Regions from separate parts of the Homo sapiens genome. Here region 1 is linked to region 2. The links are chromatin contacts, found by Hi-C or POLR2A ChIA-PET in ENCODE. All regions are on one chromosome and are shown on one strand. The core of a region is the stretch at or near the end of the contact, and the rest is flanking DNA. Distances in the headings are between cores, read along the strand shown.

The links. A loop is a pair of places that touch in the nucleus more often than their neighbours do. ChIA-PET counts read pairs that join two places held with the same protein, here RNA polymerase II (POLR2A). Pooled maps may share reads with other maps.
Region 1: a loop to region 2 is called in a map of GM12878, with 2.6 times the contacts of the local background. The contact joins two enhancer-like sites. A Hi-C loop is called at or near these places in 1 of 168 maps with a recorded cell type or tissue (GM12878), 4 of 37 single-sample maps with no recorded cell type and 5 of 50 pooled maps. POLR2A ChIA-PET finds 5 or more read pairs at or near these places in 1 of 52 experiments (CD8-positive, alpha-beta memory T cell).

The regions. Positions count from the first base shown.
Region 1 is chr3:177,143,892-177,150,115 of GRCh38, reverse strand. The region is part of intron 1 of TBL1XR1 (TBL1X/Y related 1); the gene reads left to right. Among named protein-coding and RNA genes, the nearest start is that of TBL1XR1, 50 kb to the left of the region's middle. RefSeq lists a silencer at 5,281-5,575. Within about 2 kb of position 4,540, at least 8 of the 41 ENCODE cell types and tissues checked have a DNase peak (open chromatin) inside an H3K27ac peak, as active enhancers do; they include GM12878, where a contact is called at or near this core.
Region 2 is chr3:177,245,935-177,251,968 of GRCh38, reverse strand. LOC107986053 (a long non-coding RNA gene) reads right to left here. Exons shown (of 3, transcript XR_001740576.2): 3 at 3,336-3,401. Among named protein-coding and RNA genes, the nearest start is that of LINC00501, 45 kb to the left of the region's middle. Within about 2 kb of position 4,493, at least 2 of the 41 ENCODE cell types and tissues checked have a DNase peak (open chromatin) inside an H3K27ac peak, as active enhancers do; they include GM12878, where a contact is called at or near this core.

The sequences.
Region 1 (6,224 bases), core at 3,291-5,790, 100 kb after region 2:
ATTCTAGTTTGATACTCTTGTTTGGAATCAGATAAGAGAAAAAACGGGACTTTGTGGTTTAAATATTGAATAAATTGTATAGTATGCTACATATGGCATGTTCTCAAAGTAGATAATCTGGGATAACAAATATATTAATACCCACTTTAAGATTTATTTAAATTGACGTTTCCTTAGTTATATTAGAATAATTTTAGAGCAGAGGTCAGCACACTGTTTATGTAAAGGATTAAGGGTTAGATAATAAATATTTTAGGCATGTACTGAAGTCTGCTGTTAGGAAGCAGCCATGGATAGTATGTAAATGAATAAGCACGGCTGTGTTCCAGTAATGTTTTATTTATGATACATTGAAGTTTGTATGATTTTCACAGTCGCGTTGTGTCCCCCTCCGGCCCCCCCAACCATTTAGAAATGTAAAAATTATTCTTAGCTTATGGGCCATACGAAAGCAGGTAGGATTTGGCCCACGGGCTGTCATTTGTCAACTCCTGTTTCAGAGCAATGGTGATGAGTTTTGTTTCAGTTGCTTGCTTGTACTATTGAAGTGATTAATTGTAGAATTAGTATAATACAAAATTAGTTAAAAAGCTTTAAAATCTAGGTGGCCTATTAGTAAATTAGCCATTTTAAACCCCAGTTTTCTTATATGTAAAATGAGAATAAGTATTATAAAATATATTCTTCATTATAAGCAACAGAACTTACCCTGGCTTCTGTAATTAGAGTAGGGAATATTGAATATTAGGTGGTTCACAGAGTCATTGGGGGAGTGCTAGAGATATAGATTTAAGTCCAAGCTTCTGGGAACATTGCCTGAAACCATGCTGCAGAACTAGATTTGAGAAAGCCAGGGATACTGAACACTAAATACTAGACACTCAGTTTGATTGCAGATGCTACTGTTGTTGCCTCTGGTGCTGTTCCATTGACAGGTACTCCGCATTGCAATCACCGGGAAATGGCTAGCATTGGCTGTTGCCATCATCAAAAGCCAAATATGTCTGCCGTCTTGGGACTGAGCAAGAAATGGAAGCTCTGCTCATTGCTTACTTCTAAAGCAAAGCAAAGTCTCCTGGAGTTTTTTCTTTTCTTTTCTTTTCTTTTTTTTTGAGGGAGTTTTGCTCTTCTTTGTCCAGGCTGGAGTGCAATGGCGTGATCTCGGCTCACCACAACCTCTGCCTCCTGGGTTCAAGTCATTCTCCTGCCTTAGCCTCCCGAGTAGCTGGGATCACAGGCACGCACCACCACAACCAGCTAATTTTGCATTTTTAGTAGAGGCAGGGTTTCTCCATGTTTGCCAGGCTGGTCTCAAACTCCTGACCTCAGGTGATCCACCCGGCCTCCCAAAGTGCAGGGATTACAGGCGTGAGCCATCGCACCCAGCCAATTTTTATTATTTTTATTTTTTTCTCGAGTCTTATTCTGTTGCTCAGGCTGGAGTGTGATCTCGGCTCACTGCAATCTCCCCCTCCTGGGTTCAAGTGATTCTCCTGCCTCAGCCTCCTGAGTAGGTTCAATTACAGGCATGCGGCACCATGCTCGGCTAATTTTTTGTATTTTTAGTAGAGATGGGGTTTCACCATATTGGTCAGGCTGGTCTCGAACTCCTGACCTCGTTATCCACCCACCTCAGCCTCCCAAAGTGCTGGCATTACAGGCGTGAGCCACTGTGCCTGAGAGGTTTATTTTTGAGATCAAAGAGTATGCCATGTCTTTAGCCATAAGAGAAGCTGGGAATTTTAAATTCTAATTTCTAGTTTAGATAGTAAGTAGATTTCAGAACGTGGAAATATCCACAAATTAAAAAGTCTTTTCAAACTTGATAGATGTCCACAACAGTAAATACTTAACTGTCCCCTATCAGCATGTATACCTCCTTTTGTACTTAAACTTTCAACATCCTTAACTAGCTGTCATCTAAAAAATCTACAATTTATAAAAAGTTTGTGTTATATTCTAAATTGGTGAGTTGGTTATTTAGATCCTAAAATTGATTCTTCATTCAGAACAAAAAAATTATAAAATAACGGACTTGTTTCCATGGTAGCCAGAATAAGTAAGGTTGTTGACAAAAGCTAAGTGTCTGTTTCACAGAGATAACTTTCTTAATGGTGGAAAGATTCTGGGTGTTACCATATTGCTACCAGGTAGCTCTGTGTCCCCTGTGAAATGTGGTACTGTTTGGTGTGGAGGTGAGAGGAACTCAAGAGTTAATTGTTGCTTATAGTAGATCACATTATTCAAAAACAGTTGCTTCCCTTCTTTACTGGCTTCTCCCTACAGGACCTCCTATTTGTGGGAGGAGTACTTCCTTGTTCCTGTGGACATCAGGAATGGCCATGGAACTTGATTTGGCCACTGGAAGATGAGTAGAAGTGATTATTTGTCATGTCTAAGCTGAAGCCTTATTAGGAGCCATTGCATGAATGATTTTTGCTAATTTTCCTCAGCCCCAAGAAAAATGGGCCAGATAAAGACTATTTCTTTTGCTAGATTCCAGAATGAAGAAGATGCCTGTAGCCAACCTGTAGCTGACAACAAAAATGAGAAATACATTTTGCGCTGTCTGTTGAACCCAAGACCCTTTCAGAGTAAAACTAATTTAATAATCATAAGTACTTTCTTTCACTGTGTTGACATTTGCACTTTGGCTCAAAAGTGATGTTTTGGAAAACTTGCTGGTTAGGAAAAAATCAGTGCAGTTTCTTCAAACTATGTTCTGCAGCACCATCACCACATATTTATAGTAAACGAAGTTTTACTTGGTCGGGCATCGTGGCTCATCCCTGTAATCCCAGCACTTTGAGAGGCTGAGGCAGGAGAATTGCTTGAGCACAGGAGTTTGAGACCAGCCTGGGCAACATAGGGAGACCTCGTCTCTATAAAAAAACCAAAAATGTTAGCTGGGCATGGTGATGCGTGCCTGTAGTCCCAGCTACTTAGGAGGCTGAGCTGTGGTGATCCCTTGAGTCCAGGAGGTTGAGGCTGCAGTGAGCCAAAATCACGCCATTGCACTCCAGGCTGGGTGATAGAGTAAGACTACATCTCTTAAAAAAAAAAAAAAAGTCTTAGGAATCTCCTTGATGAAGCAGTAAAAAGTATTAATCTAAAAAAATCATGATCTGAATCTGAATCATTTTAATGGTCTTTGTGATGAAATGGGAAATGTTCATAAAATACTTGTGAATGCAAAAGTATGATGGTTTCAGAGGGAAAACTCTTGGGCATTATTTGAGTTATGAGCAGAACCAGCCTTCTTTAATTTTCGCTTGAAACAGTGACTCACTATGGTGATTCTGACATGAGCATTTTAGAGATATTTTCTCAAACAAAGTGAGCTTTTACTTTAAGGAAAACAACGGACGGTATTTGTTGCCAGTGATAAAATCTGAGATTTCACGTGATAGTTTGGGTTTTGGAAAATTATTAGATACTGTGAGCTTGATAGCTTCCTGTTATTTAGAATTTTTCTGATGATCTTGGTAAAAGTAGTAGTGAATACAACTTTTTTTTTTTTTTTTTTGAGATGGAGTCTCGCTCAGCTGCCCAGGCTGGAGTGCAGTGGCGTGATCTTGGCTTACCACAACCTCCGCCTCCTGGGTTCGAGACCAGCCTGGCCAACATGGTGAAACCCCCATCTCTACTAAAAATACAAAAAATTACCTGGGCATGGTGACGGATGCCTGTAGTCCCAGCTACTCGGGAGCCTGAGGCAGGAGAATCACTTGAACCCGGGAGGCAAAGGTTGCAGTGAGCCGAGATCACGCCATTGCACTCCAGCGTGGGCAACAAGAGCAAAACTCCCATCTCAAAACAAACAAAGCATATCATATGAAAGCCAGAAAACTGACTTAACCTGAGGCAGTATAGTGAAGATGTACTGCTGTACAAGCCAAATGAAAGCAAATTGCTTCTGAAATTCTGTTTGTAGAGATAGAGAAACCTTTGCCAGAATGATAGCTGCATATCAGGTACTGAACTAAGCAGATCACATATGAATACCAGCTCTTCCTTGTAGTCATTAAGATTAAAACACAGTCATCCTCTAAAAATATTTGTTTTCTGTATTAGCCAGACAGTTGTATTAAGTAGGTACCTGCTAGGAATTGCAATCCTTGCATCTTTCAGTTCTTTGACAATTCTTTCAGGAATGCAAATTACTTTTGTTTGGAGGGAGAGCTCCTGGGATCTCCATCAGACTTCCTGATAAAAACTACCCTGCAACTCCACCTGTCATGGCATCAGTATGGGAATTTTGTCTGTTGGAAAACTAAGACTGCCCTTTGCAACTATATGTTCAACACCTGGAGAAGATAACCAATAAATTGGGAGGGTTAATCTACTCTGATAAATGGACTTTTGACCAAAACTTTATTATTTGACCACTGTCATTCCTCTTTCTGACAAATGTGCCACATTGGTGCTATCTGGGTCTTTTAGAGATTTAAGAGTTAGCTTTTATAGTCCCAGAAAGGTCTGGGTGTTTCACTTTTCAAGTACATGGTTACCTTAGTAAGGGGCTGTTGATCTTTGTGGAAAGCCAAGAGGGAAATCACAGTACTTGTGATGTAATTATAGAGCTTTGTCTAAAGGATACCTTGCCTTACTGCCTTTATTCTAGAGGGTCTGCGAACTTTGAGAGGCTGTTATTTTTCTATCTTGGTGGCTTATGTCCCCCTTGTCAGGTCTCTGTATTCCATACATATTTGTTTACCCAGGTTAGGAGTTAGCAGACTTTTTCTATAGGGAGCCAGATATACAGTCACTGAAAAAAACAATGCAGTGCTGCCATTGTAGTGCTAAAGCAGCCATAAATAGTACATAAATGAGCTTTTCTGTTCAATTAAAACTTTATTTACTAAAACACAGTGGGTCAGATTTGCCTCCGGTTGTAGTTTTCATACCTCTGGTGTAGATCACATAGGATTATAGTGGAATGTCTTTATGTTACGGTTTTAGGGACTTTCCAAGGTTCCTGCAGACAAACCAGTTTGATAACCACTAGGTTCCTGTTCGTTAAGCTTGCCTGGTACCACTTGAAGTTATAATTAAACAGTCAACAAAATCAGCCTGTGCATTTGAGTTTTGGTTTTAAAGCTTTAGAGCAGGGGTTGGCAAACTGCAGTCTGCAGGCCAAATGTGGCCAGCCTGTTTTTTTGTGATCCACAAGTTAAAAATGTTTTCCATAATTTAAAATAATTGAATAAAGAAGATCAAAAAAGAATGATATTATTTTGTGACAAGTTAAAAATTACATGAAATTCAAATTTTCATGTGTAAAGTTTTATTGAAATACAGCCACATTGATTAATTTATGTGTAGGTTATGGCTGCTTTCTTTTTCTTTTTTTCTTTTTTTTTGGGACGGAGTCTCCCTCTGTCGCCCAGGCTGGAGTGCAGTGGTGCAATCTCGGCGCACTGCAAGCTCCGCCTCCTGGGTTCACGCCATTCTCCTGCCTCAGCCTCTGAGTAGCTGGAACTACAGGCACCCGCTACCACACCCAGCCAATTTTTTTTTTTCTAAAGTAGAGATGGGGTTTCACTGTGCTAGCCAGGATGGTCTCGATCTCCTGACCTCATGATCCACCCGCCTTGGCCTCCCAAAGTGCTGGGATTACAGGCGTGAGCCACCGCGCCCGGCCAGGTTATGGCTGCTTTCACTTCACAACTACACAGTTGAGTAGTTGCAACAGAGACCTTTGGCCTTGGAAGAATTACTATCTGGCCCTTTACAGAAAAACGTTTTCTAACCTTGGCTTAAGATGGAGAACGATTCTTTAATGTTGTACTTAGTAACTGCCTCTTTCTTTGTCAGTGCCATGAGTCAAAAATTTATGCTGTGAATATGTCACTTTGTGTTTTTTTTTGAGACGGAGTTTTGCTCTTGTTTCCCAGGCTGGAGTGCAGTGGTGTGATCTCAGCTCACTCCAACCTCCGCCTCCCGGGGTTCAAGCGATTTTCGTGCCCCAGCCTCCTGAGTAGCTGGGATTACAGGCATATAGCACCATGCCCAGCTAATTTTGTATTTTTAGTAGAGACGGGGTTTCTCCATGTTGGTCAGGCTGGTCTTAAACTCCCTACCTCAGGTGATCCGCCTGCCTCCCAAAGTGCTGGGATTACAGGCATGAGCCACCATGCCCGGCCTGAATATGTCACTTTCTTAACTCCAACACTGTTAGAAGCAGTCATCCCCACTCCACTGTCCTCGTATATCTGTGGCAT
Region 2 (6,034 bases), core at 3,244-5,743:
TCATTGCACTCCAGCCTGGGCAACAAGAGCGAAACTCTGTCTCAAAAAAAAAAAAAAAAAAAGGAACAAGCTACTGCTATATGCAATAGCACGGATGATTCACACAGATAGTATGGTTGTATGGTTAGCAAAAAAGCAAGACGCAAAAGACTACATATGATATGATCTACTTATACAAAGTCCTAGAAAATGTAAAGCTAATCTGTAGTAATAAATGTTTGGAAGATGGAGGAGGATTGATTGCACCAAGGCACAAGGAAACTTTGGATTTGATAAAATGTCCTATATCTTGTTCAGAGTGGTAGTTATATGGGCATATACACGTGTCAAAATCCATCTAACTATGTACTTAAAATATGACTATTTTACTGTGTGCACATTATACCTCTATAAAGCTGATTTGTTTAAAATAAAACTCTCATGTTACAAGTGAAAAAAAATGTGTCTCTGAAATTCAATAGGTGGGATAAATATAGAATGGACTCAGTAGGAGATCAAATTAGTTAACTAAAATATCCAAAGTAATGTTTCTTAGCCAAAAAAGAATACTTGATTAGCAATATCAAGTATTACAGAACAGTTGAATACTTCAGATTATCAAAAAGATTCCATTAATATGGAACTCTAGAAAGGAGTTAATAGGAGCTCTAGAAAGAGGAAACAGAAATAAATAATAGGGAATTTTTTAGAAGAAAAGTACAATTTCCCAGAATTGAAGAAAGTCAGTGAGCTTCACACTCCAAGTACCACTGGCTGCAGATAAAGCAGAACAAATGAAATAACAAATTTTTTTTTTTATGAGATGGAGTCTTTTTCTGTCGCCCAGGCTGGAGTGCAGCGGCGCGATCTTGGCTCACTGCAATCTCCACCACCTGGGTTCAAATGATTCTCCTGCCTCAGCCTCCCAAGCAGCTGGAATTACAGGAGCGCACCACCCCACTCAGCTAATTTTTGTATTTTTAATAGAGACGGGGTTTCACCGTGTCGGCCAGGCTGGTCTCCAACTCCTGACCCCAGGTGATCGGCCTGCCTCGGCTTCCCAAAGTGCTGGGATTACAGGCGTGAGCCACAGCGCCCGCTGGAAAAAAAATTTTTTTAGCCAACAGAAATGCTGGTGAAATTTCAAGATCCTCAGGAAAACCAGAAAATTCTAGACACAGTCTACAAAGGAACAAGGATTTGACTGGAATCAGATTTTACATTGACAACATTGATTATCAGAAGATAAGCAATGTCTTCAGTATTTTGAGACCAAAAAAACACGATTTGAAGTCTAATTTTTTTTCTTTTCTTTTTTATTTTTAGAGATCGTCTTGCTGCTTTGCCCAGACTGGCCTCAAACTTCTGGGCTCAAGCGATCCCCTTACTCAGCCTACCGAGTAGCTGCGACTACAGGCATTCTCCACTGTACCTGACTGAAGTCTAAAATTTTGAATCAAGTCTAAGCAGCATTTACTTATGATGGCAGAATAAAGATATTTTCAGACATAGAAAATCTTTCCATCTCCACTTGGTTTACTGCCACCTGATCTCTCTGCTTCTGGTCTTGTCTCAGTGCATACTTTCTCCACTTTGCAGCTGGATGATCTTTTTGTCAGGCAAATTGCATCATTAACTCCTCAAGGAATTTATTTTCCACACTCAGCTCCAGTCAATCTTTTTTCCCACCAGCTACTTCTAGTTACACGTGAGCCCTTCCTCCTCCACCCTTTCTCTCAGGGTTATGGTCTCTGAGTCCCTAGAATGTACCATAGTCCATTCTGATTCCCTCTGCAAAAGATTCTCTTCTAGCTCATTCTTCATCTTCCTTCAGGTCTTAGTCTTGACGTTATTTTCACAGAAAAGTATTCCACGGACCCCCACTCCCATTCCCATCGCTCCATCAGATTAGGTTTGACTCCTTTGTTAGTGACCCTAATAGCACCTGTGCTTTTACTTATAATTAAAGTAATTGTATTATACAGCTATGATTTATATTATTTGTTTAATGTCTTTTTTCTTAATAGGCAGTAAGCTCTATAAATGTAGCCTCATTTAACCTCAGCTCTGTGGGTGAGAATGCTGTCTGTCTGTTCCCAATATCTAATTTCTTTTTCTATTTTTTCGTGTGTGTGTGTGTGTGTGTGTGTGTGTGTTTGACAAGTGCTCACTCTGTCACCTAGGCTGGAGTGCAATAGCACAATCATAGCTCCATGTGGCCTCAAGCTCCTGGGCTGAAACAATCCTCCAGCATCAGCCTCCTGAGCAGCTAGGACTACCGGCATGAGCCACCATGTTCAGCAAATTTCAAATTTTTTAAATAGAGGTGAGGTCTCCCTATGTTGCCCAGGACGGGCTTGAACTCCTGGGCTCAAGGGATCTTCCTGCCTTGTCCTCCCAAAGTGCTGGGATTATGGACGTGAGCCACTGTGCCCAGCCCAGCCTCAGCATCCGTTTTCCACTTCTCCAGTAACAGACTAGATTTTCCAGTCTCTCTTGGTTATGTGACTAAATACTGGCTAATGAGGTGTGAGCAGAAGCAACACGGACAACCTGTGGGTTGTGCTATTAAAGGAAGCAGGTTTGATCTTTACTTCTCCAATTTTCCTTCCTGCTGGCTAGTTAACCATTATAAACCTTACTAAAGTAGGCCGGGCACGGTGGCTCATGCCTGTAATCCCAGCACTTCGGGAGGCCGGGGCGGGTAGATTACCCAAGCTCAGGACTTTGAGATCAGCCTGACCAACATGGCAAAACCCCGTTTCTACTAAAAATACAAAAATCAGCCAGGTGTGGTGGCACGCGCCTGTAATCTCAGCTACTCGGGAGGCTGAGGCAGGAGAATCGCTTGAACCCAGGAGGTTGCAGTGAGCCGAGATCGTGCCACTGCACTCCAGCCTGGGTGACAGAGCAAGACTCTGCCAAAACAAACAAACAAACAAACAAACAAAAACTTACTAAGGTCAATGCCTTAAGGATGGATAATCAATAAGGCAGGAACAAGTATCTCTGACCGAAGGGCCACCTCATACCCATCCTAGAATAATATTCTTGAACTATTACATGAGTTTCAAAAAGAAAATATTCCAGATTATATGGCCAGAGCCCAGCCTCCCTCCCAAAAAATAGTACCCTTATCCCCAAAGAAAGAACTCTAGAATCATCTCTCATTTCACTGATGGTTCTTTATATGCTTTTTCCTTTCACTCATGGGTACTATAAATATTTATTATAGTCAATGATCTATTTATATAACCTTTCAATTTTTTATTATCCAGTTATCTGGATGCCCTCTATAAGACCTGCTGCTTCCATGTTATCAATCTTAAATTATAATGGGAAAAGAAGATATACCCGCAAAATGCCTTCTTACACTTGGAGTCCTAAAGGTGTCTTTTCCAAGGAAAGATGGGCCATCCATGCTGAAACAAGCAAAATACAAGTCAGTATGGAAAATTTCTTATTGTATCTTGAGTTTCAAGGGGGATTGGTAAGGACAACTTCACACATACTTTCAGTGGCCAGTTGCATAAATGTAAGTATGTACGGACCATTGCACTGGCCTCTTAACTCATCTACCTGTTTCCACTATGTACCCCTGAAATCTGAATGCCAGAAAGATCTTTCTAAAATGCAAAGGATCACGTCGCTTAAATTCTTCTTCTTTTTTGTGGGGGGGGTGGGGGGGGGGCGTGTGGGGCGGGCAGGGACGGAGTTTCGCTCTTGCTGCCCAGGCTGGAGTGCAATGGTGCCATCTTGGCTCACCACAACCTTCGCCTCCTGGGTTCAAGCAATTCTCCTGCCTCAGCCTCCCGAGTAGCTGAGATTACAGGCTCCCGCCACCACGCCCAGCTGATTTTTGTATTTTTGGTGGAGACGGGATTTTGCCATGTTGGCCAGGCTGGTCTTGAACTTCCGACCTCAGGTGATCAGCTCGCCTTGGCCTCCCAAAGTGCTGGGATTATAGGTGTGAGCCACTGTGCCTGGCCTTTTTTTTTTTTTTTTTGAGACAGAATCTCGCTCTGTTGCCCAGGCTGGAGTTCAGTGGCGCGATCTTGGCTCACCACAATCTCCGCCTCCCGGGTTCAAGCGATTCTTTTGCCTCAGCCTCCCGAGTAGCTGGGACTACAGGCACGCGCCACCACACCAAGCTAATTTTTTTTTTTTTTGAGACAGAGTCTCGCTCTGTTGCCCAGGCTGGAGTGCAGTGGCACGATCTCCGCTCACTGCAAGCTCCGCCTCCCGGGTTCACGCCATTCTCCTGCCTCAGCCTCCCAAGTAGCTGGGACTATAGGCGCCCATCACCACGCCCGGCTAATTTTTTTGTATTTTTAGTAGAGACGGGGTTTCACCGTGTTAGCCAGGATGGTCTCGATATCCTGACCTCGTGATCTGCCCGCCTCGGCCTCACAAAGTGCTAGGATTACAGGCGTAAGCCACCGCGCATGGCTAATTTTTGTATTTTAAGTAGAGACGGGGTTTCGCTATGTATTTTAAGTAGAGACGGGGTTTCGCTATGTTGGCCAGCTGGTCTCCAACTCCTGACCTCGTGATCTGCCCGCCTGGGCCTCCCAAAGTGCTGGGATTACAGGCGTGAGCCACTGCGCCTGGCCCCTCCCACTTAAAATCTTTCATTGGATTTCCACCGCTCTTGGAAAAACACCAAAGTCCTCACTGTGACCTGAGAACCCCCTTGGGACCCTAATCTTCCTATGCCTCCCTCTCCTGTGCTCACTGACTGCCTCTCACATTTGTCTTTCTTCAATTCCTTCCAAACTACTATCTTCTTCCTTTTGAAGAACCTTTACAAAGGTTATTTCTTTTGCTTGAAATAGTCTTCCCTTCTCATGCCTCCCTCAACTTATTTAACTCCTACTCAAATGTCACATTTTTAGGGAAGTAAGCCTCTTCAGACTTATTTGCATTCCCCATCATGCAAATTTATATGATTACACTTTTTCACAGAACTTTTACAGTCGTAATTTTCTGTGCATTTGTAAGCATATTTGATTCAAGTATGGCCACAAGGCTCATGACAGGATGGACAACGTCTATTTTGCTCACAATTGTCTCTTATGGCTTATGAGGGGATTTAATAAATATTGGTTGAATAAAATGAATAAATGAATGAATGAAATATAATTTGTAAGGTAAGGATAAAAGGCTTGTTCTTAGAGCCTGGAATTCTCTTCATTGTTTAAGTCTGATGACATAACATGAATTGGGAAATGTATTAAGAATTTCCGGAATTTTTTTTTTTTGAGACGGTGTTTCACTCTTGTTGCCCAGGCTGGAGTGCAGTGGCGCGATCTCAGCTCATGGCAACCTCCGCCTCCCGGGTTCAAGCAATTCTCCTGCCTCAGCCTCCCAAGTAGCTGGGATTACAGGTGCCCGACAACACGCCCAGCTATTTTTTTGTATTTTTAGTAGAGATGAAGTTTCACTATGTTGGCCAGGCTGGTCTCAAACTCCTGACCTCAGGCGATCTACAGTCTCGGCCTCCCAAAATGCTAGGATTACAGGCGTGAGCAACCGCGCCCGGCCGATTTCTGGAATTTGATTGTTGAGCCTGAAATGTATGTTTATAAGGCTCCATTTCTCTTTCTTTCTTTCTTCCTTTTTTCCTTTCTTTCTCTCGTTCTCTCCTTCTTTCTTTCTTTCTTTCTTTCTGTCTTTCTTTTTTGACATGGTGTCTTGCTCTGTCGCCCAGGCTGGAGGGCAGTGGCACAATCTCGGCTCACTGCAACCTCTGCCTCTCGGGTTCAAGCCATCCTCCTGCCTCAGCCTCCCAAGTAGCTGGGATTACAGGCATGCACCACTACTCCCAGCTAATTTTTGTATTTTTAGTAGAGACGGGGCTTCACCATATTGCCCAGGCTGGTCTCGAACTCCTGACCTCAAGTAATCTGCCCACCTTGGCCTCCCATAGTGCTGAGATTGCAAGTGTGAGCCAACGTGCCTGGCCATCAGGCTCCATTTCTATTTGTAACTGCCAACTAGAAACAATATGAAAGAGCAGTGGCTCTATAAAAATGTTAGCCAAACCCGTACTTGT